Regions from separate parts of the Homo sapiens genome. Here region 1 is linked to region 2. A link is an interaction called in ENCODE POLR2A ChIA-PET data of the cell type or tissue named here. Cell type or tissue: OCI-LY7. All regions are shown on one strand. Each heading gives the region's core, and the rest is flanking DNA. Links, peaks and the distances in the headings are about the cores only.

The links. ChIA-PET counts read pairs that join two places held together with the same protein. Peaks named below come from ENCODE experiments on the same cell type or tissue, not always from the same donor. Only the 100,000 strongest peaks of a DNase experiment are listed, where the experiment ranks them.
Region 1: POLR2A ChIA-PET joins it to region 2 with 6 read pairs; 5 of 35 experiments call an interaction of 5 or more read pairs at or near these places.

The regions. Positions count from the first base shown.
Region 1 is chr1:182,626,803-182,633,195 of GRCh38, reverse strand. No RefSeq gene overlaps it. Among named protein-coding and RNA genes, the nearest start is that of LINC01686, 15 kb to the right of the region's middle. In OCI-LY7, for the core only: no CTCF peak of the experiment used is centred there; a DNase peak (open chromatin) is centred at 3,305; H3K4me3 peaks cover 1,884 bases; H3K27ac peaks cover 3,084 bases.
Region 2 is chr1:182,748,210-182,754,838 of GRCh38, reverse strand. It overlaps a transcript of RGS8 not described here. Among named protein-coding and RNA genes, the nearest start is that of NPL, 38 kb to the left of the region's middle. In OCI-LY7, for the core only: no CTCF peak of the experiment used is centred there; no DNase peak of the experiment used is centred there.

The sequences.
Region 1 (6,393 bases), core at 457-5,456, 120 kb after region 2:
ATGTGAACACCAGAAAACATGTACAAGAATGCTCTTAGCAGAACTGTTAGCAATAGCAAAAGACTGGAGACCATACAAAGGGCTCTCATGAGAAGAATGAGAAGGATAAACTGTGGTACATGAGCACAGTGGAATATCATAAAGCTGTGAAATGAATGAACTCTAGGGACACTATAGTAACCATATAGATGAATCTTAGCAAAATAATATTGGAAAAAGGCAAGTTATTTTATTACAATTTAAATATAATCAAAATAAACAATATATTTTAAGATTTCCATATACATGGAATAAATCTAAAAGAGAGCAAAGAAATGATTGGGGATGGGGTTGGCTTGGGTAAGGGAAGGTGTAGCAGGATGAGCCGCAGACAAAACTTCTCAGACACCGAGTTAAAGAAGGAAGTGGTTTATTTGGCCGGGAGCATCAGGCAAGACTCCTGTCTCAAGAGCCGAGCTCCCCGAGTGAACAATTCCTGTCCCTTTTAAGGGCTCACAACTCTAAGGGGGTCCACGCAAGAGGGTCATGATCGATTGAGCAACAGAGGGTACGTGACAGGAGCTGCATGCACCGGTGGTCAGGCTGAAACAGAACAGACCAGGAAGTTTCACAATGTCTTTTCTATACAATATCTGGAATCTATAGATAACATAACCGGTTAGGTCAGGGGTCAATCTTTAACTACCAAGCTTAGGTCAGGCAGGCCCAGGCCTGGTTTCGGGTCTGGTTCCTAGGCTTCGGGCCAACTGCTTTTAGTTTTGCTTTTCTTTTTTTTTTTTTTCTGAGTATAAAACAATATAAAACAATATGAGAAGGTCTGTCTCTCTTCTCTCATTTCCTCCCTAGTAAATAGAAATTCTTTTCTCAAGCTTGTATAGTTTCCTCATCGCTCTAATTTCCCCCTACATCCCCCATCTCCAATTTTTTCCTCAACTTCTATTCTTTAGAGCTGTCCTGGTTTCAAATCCTGATTCTGGTTATTTACTAGCTGTATGATTTTGAACAGTCTCATTAACTTCTTTCAGCCTCAGTTTCCTCATCTATAAAATGGACCCAGCAACTCCACTCCTAAATATGTAAATCTCAGAAACATTTTTTATGTGAACACCAGGAAACATGTACAAGAATGCTCTTAGCAGCACTGTTAGCAATAGCAAAAGACTGGAGACCATACAAAAGGCTCTCATGAGAAGAATGAGAAGGATAAACTGTGGTACATGTGCACAGTGGAATATCATAAAGCTGTGAAATGAATGAACTCTAGGGACACTATAGTAACCATATAGATGAATCTTAGCAAAATAATATTGGAAAAAGGCAAGTTATTTTATTACAATTTAAAGATAATCAAAATAAGCAATGTATTTTACGGTTTCCATATACATGGAATAAATCTAAAAGAGAGCAAAGAAATGATTGGGGATGGGGTTGGCTTGGGTAAGGGAAGGGAGGGGAACAAGCAGATGAATAGATGTAAGTTACCATCAGTGTAATTCCTGGGTTGGGTATAGGTTCAAGGGTAATCACCAAATCAATAAAATAAATGATTGAAAGAGAGAACAAATAAATATTTAAGACCCAAGCATGCACTAATAAGTACAGCATGAAATGAATCAAAGATTATAAAGATTAATTCAATTTTGTACACTGAAGTCTATTAACAAATATGATTGCAGGGATTGTGAGATTGCATTAAATGAGATAATGTACATCATGACCTACTAATGCACTAGCTGTCATCCAGTAGGTGTTCAAAAATAAAGTTAATCTCTCTATTCTCCTAGCCAAGCAGGGACCTTATCATGCTTCCCATAATTCAGGATTCTTAGTGCTTTGATCCTTTAGGGCTGAATCCTAAATTGCCCACTAACTTCCTTCCATTTCTTCCCTCCCTTCCTCTACCCTCCTGCTCCACCCCAGAGCAAATAAATCTTCCCTGTCCTATGTTACAGAGTTGTGGGAACAGGATATATGAGAAGGCTTTGAGACTATTCAGTGCCCCCAGTACACTCTTGTTTTCCTGTGTGCCCTGCATTCCATCAGTGGATGAAAGAAGGCACAACTCTTGAGCCTAGGTAGCTTCCAGTCCTTTGTGAGGCTCACTCACAGGTGGAAAGGACACATGGCCATGCTCTTGGTGTTCAGAGGGGAGAGAGACTGTGTGATCTGTAATATTCTAGGAGGATACTGGAGAAGGTGGTCTGAGGTTGCACCTGAAATGACATCCATGGGCTTAATGGAAAGTATCTTGGATTGGAACTTGGAGCTATAAAATCTTGTAAAATCTTGAGATTCTCACTCACTGGCTGTAGGTGGGCAAGTTAATTAGCCTTACTGAGCCCTGCTTTTCTCATCTGTGTAATGCAACTTGGAATGCTTGGAATGTAAACTAAGCACACATACTCACAACCAACACAATGCTGGGCACAGAGTGGACATTCCAAAAACATTTGCTGAATCTGAACCCCATATCCTCTCCAGAACCCTAGTTTCCCTCTGGGAGATTGGCTGGTACACTCACTCCGACTGGAGTGGAAATGGCTTTATCTAGATTTGGCAGGAAAGTGTCACTTTGAGTTTCAATGCTGACAAATTGGTAGGACAGATAGGTGACATTTGTCATGGGGTTGGAAGCAGTTTCCTGATTCCCAACCATGCCTCCTGAGCCCCATATCCATGGGAGCAGAACGCTGGGAAAAGATGTGACAAGTCACACGCACAGGTGCCTCTTTTCTCAACCGTGTGCCACATGGAACCAAGGAAATAGGACAATCAGAGCAGTCCCAGGAGGGAAAAGAGATCACTGAACAGCAATTCTGGAGAGCCCTGATGGTGAGGGAAACTGGGGGAGAGGGCTGATGAGGGGCACTGGTGATTTTATAAACCATAGGCCTTTTAAAGCTTGTTAGGCTTGGCTGGAGAAAGTTACCTCTTTTTATCAAAAATGTGACTTAGCCCAGTCCAGCAGCATGATTCGGTCTGTGGGACAGACAGGAAGCCTGGAGTGAATTCTGCCATTTATTTTCAAAACAGAGATATACTGAACACCCATTATGTGCTGGCCAGGGTGCTAATTAAGCTTTTTATATACTTAAAAAAAAAATCTTCACAGTATCTAACCATTGAATGTCTCCAAATATTCATTTTCTAGGTAAGAAACAGACTTGCCACAGTTTCTTAGGTCAGATGGGGTTATCCAGAGATAAACAGTGAAAATGTGGGTGCAGAAACCAGGAGTGGGGGTGGAGGTGACTGATGGTGGTGGGTGTTGCCCGCTGCCACAGACAGGAAGTAAGGGCATCCTGTATCTTAGGTCACCCCTGCCTGTCTAACTCAGAGGCGGGGGTGGTGTCTGCGGATTTTGACCAGGGCACAGTTATGAGACTTCAGAGGGCAAGGTGGCTCTGGAGGTCCCCAGCTCAGTTAGAAATATCCCTGCCATTCATTACTGACCTTTCCACAGAGCCAATCCTGCCACACTATGTGGTAAATGGAGGGTGACTAATGTGTGCCCATCACAACAGCCACATTTGCATTTAGCTGAGACAAAAGCCTCAGTTACACCAAGTTGGGGATAACAGTTGGTGAGATTTTAAGCATCAGTCAGAATTTGGGAGAGAAGGAAGAGTTTAATCACAAGGCCCTTTGGGTGCCCTGCTCACCATGCAAGAGGAGCTGAATTTTGTCCTGGTTGAAAATGCGGCCTGTCTTCTCTCCCCTACCCTCCTTATGTTTGAAACTCTGGGATATTTGCTTGTCTTTGTGTCTTTGTGAGTAGGGAAGATATTTGGGAGCTCTTTTTTGAGATAAGGTATATGAAAGTGTTTTATAAATAGTAAAAGGTTACATAAGAGCAAGGCGATGCTTTTATTACTGCTTCCTATGGAGCCAGCTGCAGGAGAAGGCCTCTGATCTCACTCCCAATAGGAGCCTTTCTCCATTCACTGGAGCCTGACCCAGATTGGACACTCAGGAATACATCTTATGTAAGATTTGGCTAAATTGAACAAAGCCCATCTTTCCAGTCCACGTTTGGGTTGATTTATTTCAATTAAAAGTTTCTATTGAGTGTTCACAATGTACACAGGCACTGTATATAGCTAAAGATATAAAGGAGAATAATATATACATGATTCCTATCTTCAAGGAATTTACAGTTCAGTGGAGAGATTTTTAAAAGGGTGGAAATCCTTTTGTTAAAGAAAATTTTAGTTAAAACTCCAATACCTAAAATGAAAAGGGAGCTGCTTTGATTAAGGTGGAGGTAGAAGAAAGGAGAGGCAGAGAAGGTAGGAGAGGAGGAGGGAGGCCAGGGTGCTGTTGGCTGGACCTCACCATTGCCCCCAGAGGCCTTTCAAGGGTTTCTCAGAGGCCAGTTCAAGCAGCCACAATTTCCATAAGACTTCTAGAAGAAAACAGGAGAATATTGTAATGGCTTGAGGAGCGGCAAAAATTTCTTAGGACATAAAAAGCTCTAAGCATAAAAGGAAAAAAAACTGATAAATTGGTTGGGTGCAGTGGCTCACACCTGTAATCCCAGCACTTTGGGAGGCTGAGGCAGGTAGATCACCTGAGGTCAGGAGTTCAAGACTAGCCTGGCCAACATGGTGAAACCCCATCTCTATTAAAAATACAAAAACTAGCCGGGTGTGGTGGTGAGCTCTTGTAATCCCAGCTACTTGGGAGGCTGAGGCAGGAGAATTGCTTAAACCCGGGAGGCGGAGATTGCAGTGAGCCAAGATCACGCCACTGTACTCCAACCTGGGTGACAGAGCGAACTCCATCAAAAGCAAAAACAAACAAACAAACAAAAACTGATAAATTATACTACCTCAAAAATGAAAATTTCCACTTATCATGTAATACTGTTAAAATAAATAGGGAAGCCAGATTGGGAGAAGATATTTGCAATATATGTATCTGACAATAGACGTGTGTCAAGAATATGTAAAGAATTCCTACAACTCAATAGAAAACAAACAAAATACAATTTTCAAATTAATCAAAAGACTTAAACACACACTTCACAAAATAATATACATGAATGCCAATAAACCAAATCAAAACCTGGTGAACACCATCACTTGTTAGGAGAATGCAAATCAGATAATTTGCCAAAAGTTTGCTTTGTAAACAGTGGTGCCAGAATTGGAAACAGCCTGTGCCCTTCTCTGTTCCATGGATCTCCAAGTACATTTTCCTATTTTAGTTATACAATGTTTTTCATATCCCTTCTCTGCCTCCAAATTATTTTTATCTACAGTACTAAAGCCATGAGGAGACAGCTAGATTTCCATAGATGTCAATGGTTATGTAATTCTTCACTTACGGCCCTGGAGGCCTCTTTTCTAAGTTCACAAATGACATATTAATATTTCTCTTTGCTAGGGAGTAATCTCCCAGTGAGCTGCAGTTACTGCCCTCTGTAAATATGAAACACACATTACTATTAGTGTATTACCATAATGGTTCTCTCCTGCCCATAAACAGCCGCACATGTGAAATATAAATGGCAACCAAAAAGAGTGCTAAGGGGCCCCTGCTCAGAGCTGTAAGAGGGTCTTCCAGGGACTAGGGACCATTAGGAAAAATAATGCCAAAAACCACAGTGAAGTTCTACTATGTATCCACTAGAATATGTAAAATGAAAATCCAGCTAACAAAAGGGGGTTGGTAAGGCTGTAGCATGACTGCAATTCTTATATAGTGCTGGTGTAAATGTAAAATGGTACAAAGCACTTTATAAGGCAGCTTGATAGTTTCTTATAAATCTAAATATATACCTTCCGTATGGCCCAGCTACTCCACTCACAGGTCTAAAAACATATGTCCACAAAAAGACATATCTGCAAATGTTCATCACAGCTTTATTCACAATAGGCAAAAACTTGAAACAACACAAGCAAGCAAGACAATGAATAAGAAATTGTGGAATTCTACTCAGCAATGGAAAAAGACGCACTACTGATAAATGCACCAACTCAGATGAATCTCAATAACATGCAGCGTGCAAGAAGCCAGATGCAGAAAGACTGCATTCTGTATCAAAGTCTAGAACAGGCAAACTAATCTATGTTTTAAAAACATCAGGAAAGTAGATGCCTGGTTGGGGACAGGGTGGCAGTGGGAAATCGGAAGAGGGTACAAGGGAACTATCTGGGATGATGGGAATGTTCCATGTATCAATATTGAGGTAGGTTACATGAATGAATGCATTTGTCAGAACTTCCTGAATTAAAACTGTTAAGATCCCAGCATTTTGCTTTCTGTAAATTACATCTCAATATGAAATGTTAGGCAATGACATTCTGGAAAATAAAACTGTAGATGGTAAAAAGATCACTGATTGCCAGAGGCTTTGGAGGGTGGAATAGACAGAGCACAGAGGATTTT
Region 2 (6,629 bases), core at 719-5,718:
CACATTCACATATTTAAAAGCACTTGTGCATCTCCCTAAGCTACCCCTTCTCCAAGGGAAGCATCCCCAGTTCTTTCCATCAATCCTCATGCCACGTGTTCACTCCCTGTCTTGCTTCTTTCCCTCTGGACCGTGCAGTTGTAGCCTTTGGAAACAGACTAATACGGAGGCTGGAATTGGAAGCCACTTTTATGGAACAATTTTATGGGTAAAGAGTGAGCCTGCCAGCCTCAAAATTTCTTCCTTAGCACCTGGCAAGACTCTTCCCTGGAGCCTTAAAATTGGTTCTGCTTACAAGAGGGCACGCTGTAACTGGAGTTATGACTAACAGCTGAGCGCAAGCCCCCTCCCAACCGCCCTCCACCCGCAAATGGGTAAGAGTAGGCCCCCTGAAGAAAAGCATCAGAAATTGGAGTGGAGAGTTTTTCCCAAGCCTGTTCTAGCTTGAAGGCATTTCAAAGGAGAAACCCTGATGGACTGTGTCTCCCCAACTCTGGGGAAGAAACTGCAAGCTGGCAGGCAACCAGCTTGCAGCAACGGAGAGGAACTCCGGCCCATTCCCCCTTGTGGTTGTCGTGTTCAGGTCAGTACTAACTTTAGCCCTGCAGTCCTCAAATGGGGACAGTCCACTAGTGGATTAAATCCTCCTTAAATGATTAGAAGCTTTTAGCCAGAGATCAGAGGAAAGGAAATTATTTCATTTATTCTCTGCTGGTACACGATGACTTCCGGGGAAGCCATCCTCCAGTGTTTTGCAGAATAATAACACTTTCTATTCATATATCATTGATCTCCCAGGAGCTCAAAGTTCTCCACAAGCATCTTATCAGCTAATTTCACCTGAGGTGCTTGGGAAGGAGGGAGGAGGCAAGGACAACATTTGCTTTCTTTTTTTTTTTTAACCTTGAAGTGCAGGGGTACATGTGCAGGTTTGTTACATAGGTAAACTTGTGTCATGGGGGTGTGTTGTAGATTATTTCATCACCCAGGTATTAAGCCTAGTACCCATTAGTTATTTTTCCTGATCCTGTCCTTCCTCCCACCCTCTACCCTCTGATAGGCCCCAGTGTGTGTTGTTTCCCTCTATGTTTCCACGTGTTCTCATCATTTAGCTCCCACTTACAGGTGAGAACATGCACCCAAAGGAATATAAGTCATTCTATTATAAAGACGCATGCACACGTATGTTCATTGTAGCGCTATTCACAATAGCCAAGACACAGAATCAATCTCAATGTCCATCAACAACAGACTAAATAAAGAAAATGTGGTACATTAATACTATGGAATATATGCAGCCATAAAAAAGAATGAGATCAGGTTCTTTGCAGGGACTTGGATGGAGCTGGAGGCCATTATCCTTAGCAAACTAACATGGGAACAGAAAACCAAATACTGCATGTTCTCACTTCTAAGTGTTTGCTTTATTTTCTTCCTTGCGGTCATTCTTTTAGCTGAGACCTCTGCCCCTCAGAAAGAGAGGTGGGGGTAAGCAATGCTGAGGACTTTTTCATTATATAAATTGCCTTACAGTGTTGTCCCTCTACCGGCTTCTGCTGGGTGTCCAACTACCCACCACTAGGTCATTATCCTCTTTTTGTAATTTACTTGCCTCGTTTCAATGTGGGGTAAATACCCTCTTGTTGAGTTGGAGAAACTGGGGGCTCAGAGAAGCTGTGCAGGATGACTGAGTTCTCATGCCAGGCTATGGGTGAGTCTAAAGCCAGTGTTATCACATGTTCAGCTACTGACATGTCCCTCTAAATTCTTCCTGCCTGCAGTGCGCAGGGAGTGGTTACAGAGCTGAGGTTGGCCATAACTCTCTGAATCTGAAAAGATGCGTTCTGAAGCACGTTTGAGGATAAAAGAGGGACGCACATTGAGCCTGAAGGCCTGACCTCAAGTTGGCTGGCCGTCACTCTGAAGCGGCTCTTTTCAGACCTACATCCTGTGCAGTGCTCTGCAGATCAGGCTGCCTCTCTGGGACTTGAATGTTTCAAAAAGGATCTAAAGGGCCTTTCAAATGGTGCCGGGACATAAATAGCTTTCACAGAAGAATGTTGCCTCAGTGATGCGATGACTGAATCAGCACCACATTGAATTAGCAGCAATCTGGTGCTCTGGGTAATGGAGTGATGGTAAATGAACATTATTACGTTTTTACCCCGTGAATGAGTCCTTAATAAAAAAGACAAATGGCTTCCAGGTGTCTTGCCACAAAATTTCAACAACTGAGTCACTCAAGCTGGAGGGAAGAACAAAAGGCAGTATAGAATCTCCTCGTGATTCAGTGGCCGCCAACTTGGATTGTCCCCAGTTCCAACTTTAGCATCTTTCTTTAGTCATTCTACTGCACAGTCAGTTCCCCTTGTGTAGATGGACAACAGGAGGAATTTCTAATGAAAAGACAAAGCTGCCACTGTCCCATCTGACCAAGCATCCCCAGAGAGAACAGGCTTCCCATACCAGGAAATGCTGTTCCTGACAGGAACCACCTGTGTCTCGTCTGTGGCCGGGTCTTGAATTACTGGCCATTCTGGAGCAGGACCGGTTGATGTGCCGACTCCTGTGGCTGCTAGGATGTAAGGTAACCCCTCAGGAATGTTCTGTCAGCTGGCTCAGCCCAGCCTCTGCTGTCATGTCAGGAGGTGGGATGGCTTGGAAGTCTTGTCTCTGTCATAAACTAACACTGTGACATGAGGTGGCTTGGGATCTCTCTGGCTCTTATGTTTCTCAGCTGTGGGGTTCATGGCCAAGAAAGGAGTTGGGAAAGTATCAGGTGACAAACACAAATGCCTCTGGGGGTCAGATAGGTGACAGAAGTGAATGGATTGTCTGGGTGTAAGACAATAGGAACCGCGGCGCCTGTGAGGAACTGGAGAATAAATGCCTTGCCTGAAGATGTTCAAATTCAAATAAAACAAAAACAACCAGAACCCAATATTGTAGGCCAAATAAAATGCCAAGGGGTTAAGTTGATCTGATGATTAGAGTTTCCAACGTATTCTGGAAGGTTGCTTCTAGTTTTAATGATCCAGCCTTTATCTGCAAGTATGTATTCTTGTATATCAGAATTCCTAATTCAATTATGTATATGGTATATCTTTTTGAATGTGAGAAAGTATATTATGTACCTAATGCTTGGAATAAAATTCAGACCAATCTAGGCTTTTATAGGCTAAATCATAGCAAAAATCATTGATCTTAAGTTGTTGGTTAGAAAAAAATATTAAATGTATGTGGTAGGATGTGACTCAGAGGTCATTTAAGCTCCTCTGAGCCACAGCTCTGGGAAGACAGGGAAAATGAACCCCTTTTTAATCACACACTCCTCCTGTTCAGAGCCCAATTATTTTTCATCTGATTTGTACGTAGGCACGCGTGCAGGGACTGTGTCTGTCTTATTAAACACTGTACATGACCCTGGTACCTGACACCTAATAGGGTTCTCAACACATATATGATAAATAAATGAATGAGTTAATGAAAATAGTATGCCTAGGTTTTAGTCTTTTCTCTTTTAAACTATCTAATAAGCTATTGATTGCATAATTTATTTTAAAAGTGTAGATGTAATCATGCCAATTCTTGGCTCAAAGCCTTCTAAACATGCCACATTGCCTACACAACAAATCTCAAAGTTCTTGGCATGATCTTTATTTCCATGTTCTGATTTCTTCTTTCTGTTTAGTTCTATCTTCAAATGAAGTTGCTTCCCCTGCCCCCATATCATAGCCCACCTTAACTACTTGTTCCCCAAACAAGTTCTTTCATTTTCATGACATTCCCTCTGTAATGCCCAGCTCTTCTTTTTCTCCATCAAAATGTTATCCATTCTTCAAGATGCAAATGTCCCCTCTCCAGGAAACTTTGCTTTATTTTAAAGCCAAATCAGAAATAACTTCTTTCATCTGTGCTCTTTCTGCATATCTCATATAAAGTGAGTATTACATTCTGCCTTAAGTTGTAGCTGTTTATTTATATACCTACATCCTCTAGAATCTAGAGTCTAGATAGTATCTAGTCTAGTATCTAGAGTCTAGATAGTATCTAGTCTAGTATCTAGAGTCTAGATAGTAAACTTCCTAAAAGCATGGGCTATAAATTGTTCTTCTTTGCCTACTTCATAAACATGAAGGTATTCAATGCATTTATGTTGCATGATAAAACTTAAAAGTCTACATTTATTGGTTGTTTTTAATTGATGGAGAAATTTTGGTGGCTATCTGTTTGCAGTTAGAGGAACCCTCAACAAACAAGTTTAGTGAGAGAACAAGATAATCCAAGAATCCAAGAAAAAACTGTCACCTTTTGTGACAGAATTGTATAAAAATATATAGAAAAATGTCAGAAGCAATTCAACCTAAGACATAGGGTATTTTTTGCCAATGGGTTTAAGTATCTTCCTGTTGATTATAAAGAAAGAAAAATCATCTGTAAAGTCAAGGATCTGAACTATTGTTGATGTAAAGATGGGTAGTATTACAAAGACAAGTTCCAAAAAAGGGTGTTGGTCTGCACAGAGCCTGGAACTAAAAAATGTGGACATGGGAACCCTCACCACATCTTTATTTTTGTTCAGAAAAGAGGGTAGGCCATTTTCACTGACCAGTTCCAGTTTTGTAGAGTAAAAAGAAAAAATTTATTAGGCTTCCATAGCCCAAAAGAAAGAGCTGTTAAACATATCTCATACTATGTGTTCTAATTCTGCATTCACTAAATAATTTTCTGATCTATAATTTGTTTACTAGTTTTATTAATGAGCACCTATGTGCTTGGTCCTATTGAGAACTTTTATGTATATTAACTTACTTAACTTTCATAACAACCTTCTGAGGTAGGTATTAAAAGCCCCATTTTTAGATGAAGAAACAGACTAAGAGAGGTTAAGTACAGTGAGAACACATGGACACAGGCAGGGGAACAACACACACTGGGGCCTGTTGGGGCATCAGGGAAGGGAGAGCATCAGGACAAATAACTAATGCATGTAGGGCTTAATACCTAGGTGATGGGGTGATAGGTGCAGCAAACCACCATGGCACACATTTACCTGTGTAACAAACCTGCATGTTCTGCACACGTATCCTGGAACTTGAAGTAAAATAAAATTCAGAAAAAGAGAGAGGTTAAGTAATGTCCTCAGTCACCCATCAGAAAATGGTAGAGCTGAAGATTTAATGCAATCTGTTTGAAAATACCAGTGATATGCTTAACAGAAATAGAAAAAAAATCCTAAAATTCATATGGAATCACAAAAGACCTCAAATAGCAAAAGTAATCTTGAGTAAAAAGAGCAAAGCTGGAGGTGTCACACTACCTGATTTCAAAGTATACTACAAAGTCCTAGTAATCAAAACAACATGGTACAGTGTGTGGTATTAAAACAGACACATAGACCAAAGGAACAGAAAAGAGAGCCCAGAACTAAATCCATGCATTTAAATCCAACTCATTATTGAAACACCAAGTACATAATGGGGAAATAAAGTCCTCTTCAATAAATGGTATTGGGAAGACTGGATATCCACATGGAGAATTAAAAAAATTAGACCTTCCTCTCTTGCCATATACAAAATTAACTCAAAATAGATTAAAGACTTAAGTGTAAGACCTGAAGCTATGAAACGACTAGAAGACAACACAGGAGAATCATTTCATAACACTGGTCTGGGCCAGGATTTTTTGGATAAGACCTCAAAAGTACAGACAACAAATGTAAAAGTAGACAAATGGGATTACATCAAACTAAAAAGCTTCTGCACAGCAAAAGAAATAACAGATAGAAGAGACAACCTGCAGAGTGGGAGAAAATATTTGCAAACTATACATTTCAGAGTTAACATTCAAAATATATAAGGAGTGCAAACAACAGCAAAAGACCAAATAACCTGATAAAAAAAATAGGCAAAAGACCTGAATAAGCATTTCCCAAAAGAAGACATACAATGGCCAGCAGGTATATGAAAATATGCTCAACATCACTAATTGTCAGGGAAATGCAAAATAAAATCCCAATGAGATACCATTTCACCCAGTTAGAATGAACAGTATAAAAAAGACAAAACAGAACAAGTGCTGGGGAGGATGTGGAGAAAAGGGAACCCTTATATACTATTAGCAGGAATGTAAATTAATGCAGCCCTTATGAAAAACAGTATGAAGTTTCCTCGAAAAATTTTAAATAGAACTACCATATGATCCAGTAACTCCACTACTGGGTATATATCCAAAGAAATTGAAATCAATATGTCAGAGATATCTGCACTCTTGTGTTAATCACAGCACTGTTCACAATAGCCAAGACATGGAATCAACCTAAGTGTCCATCAATGGATGAATGGATAAGAAAATGTGGTGTATATACACAATGGGATATTATTCAGCCATAAAAAGAATGAAATCCTGCCATTTGCAACAATTAACCTGGAGGATATTATGTTAAGTGCAATAAGCTGGGCACAGAAAGACAAATACTGCATGATCTCACTCACATGTGAAATCTTTACAAAGTTATCACATAGAAGTTGGGAATAGAATGGTGGTTGCCATAGGCAGAGATGGTTAGGAGAGGGGGAAATGGGAAGATGTTGGTCAAAGGATACATAATTATGGTTAGACAAGAGGAA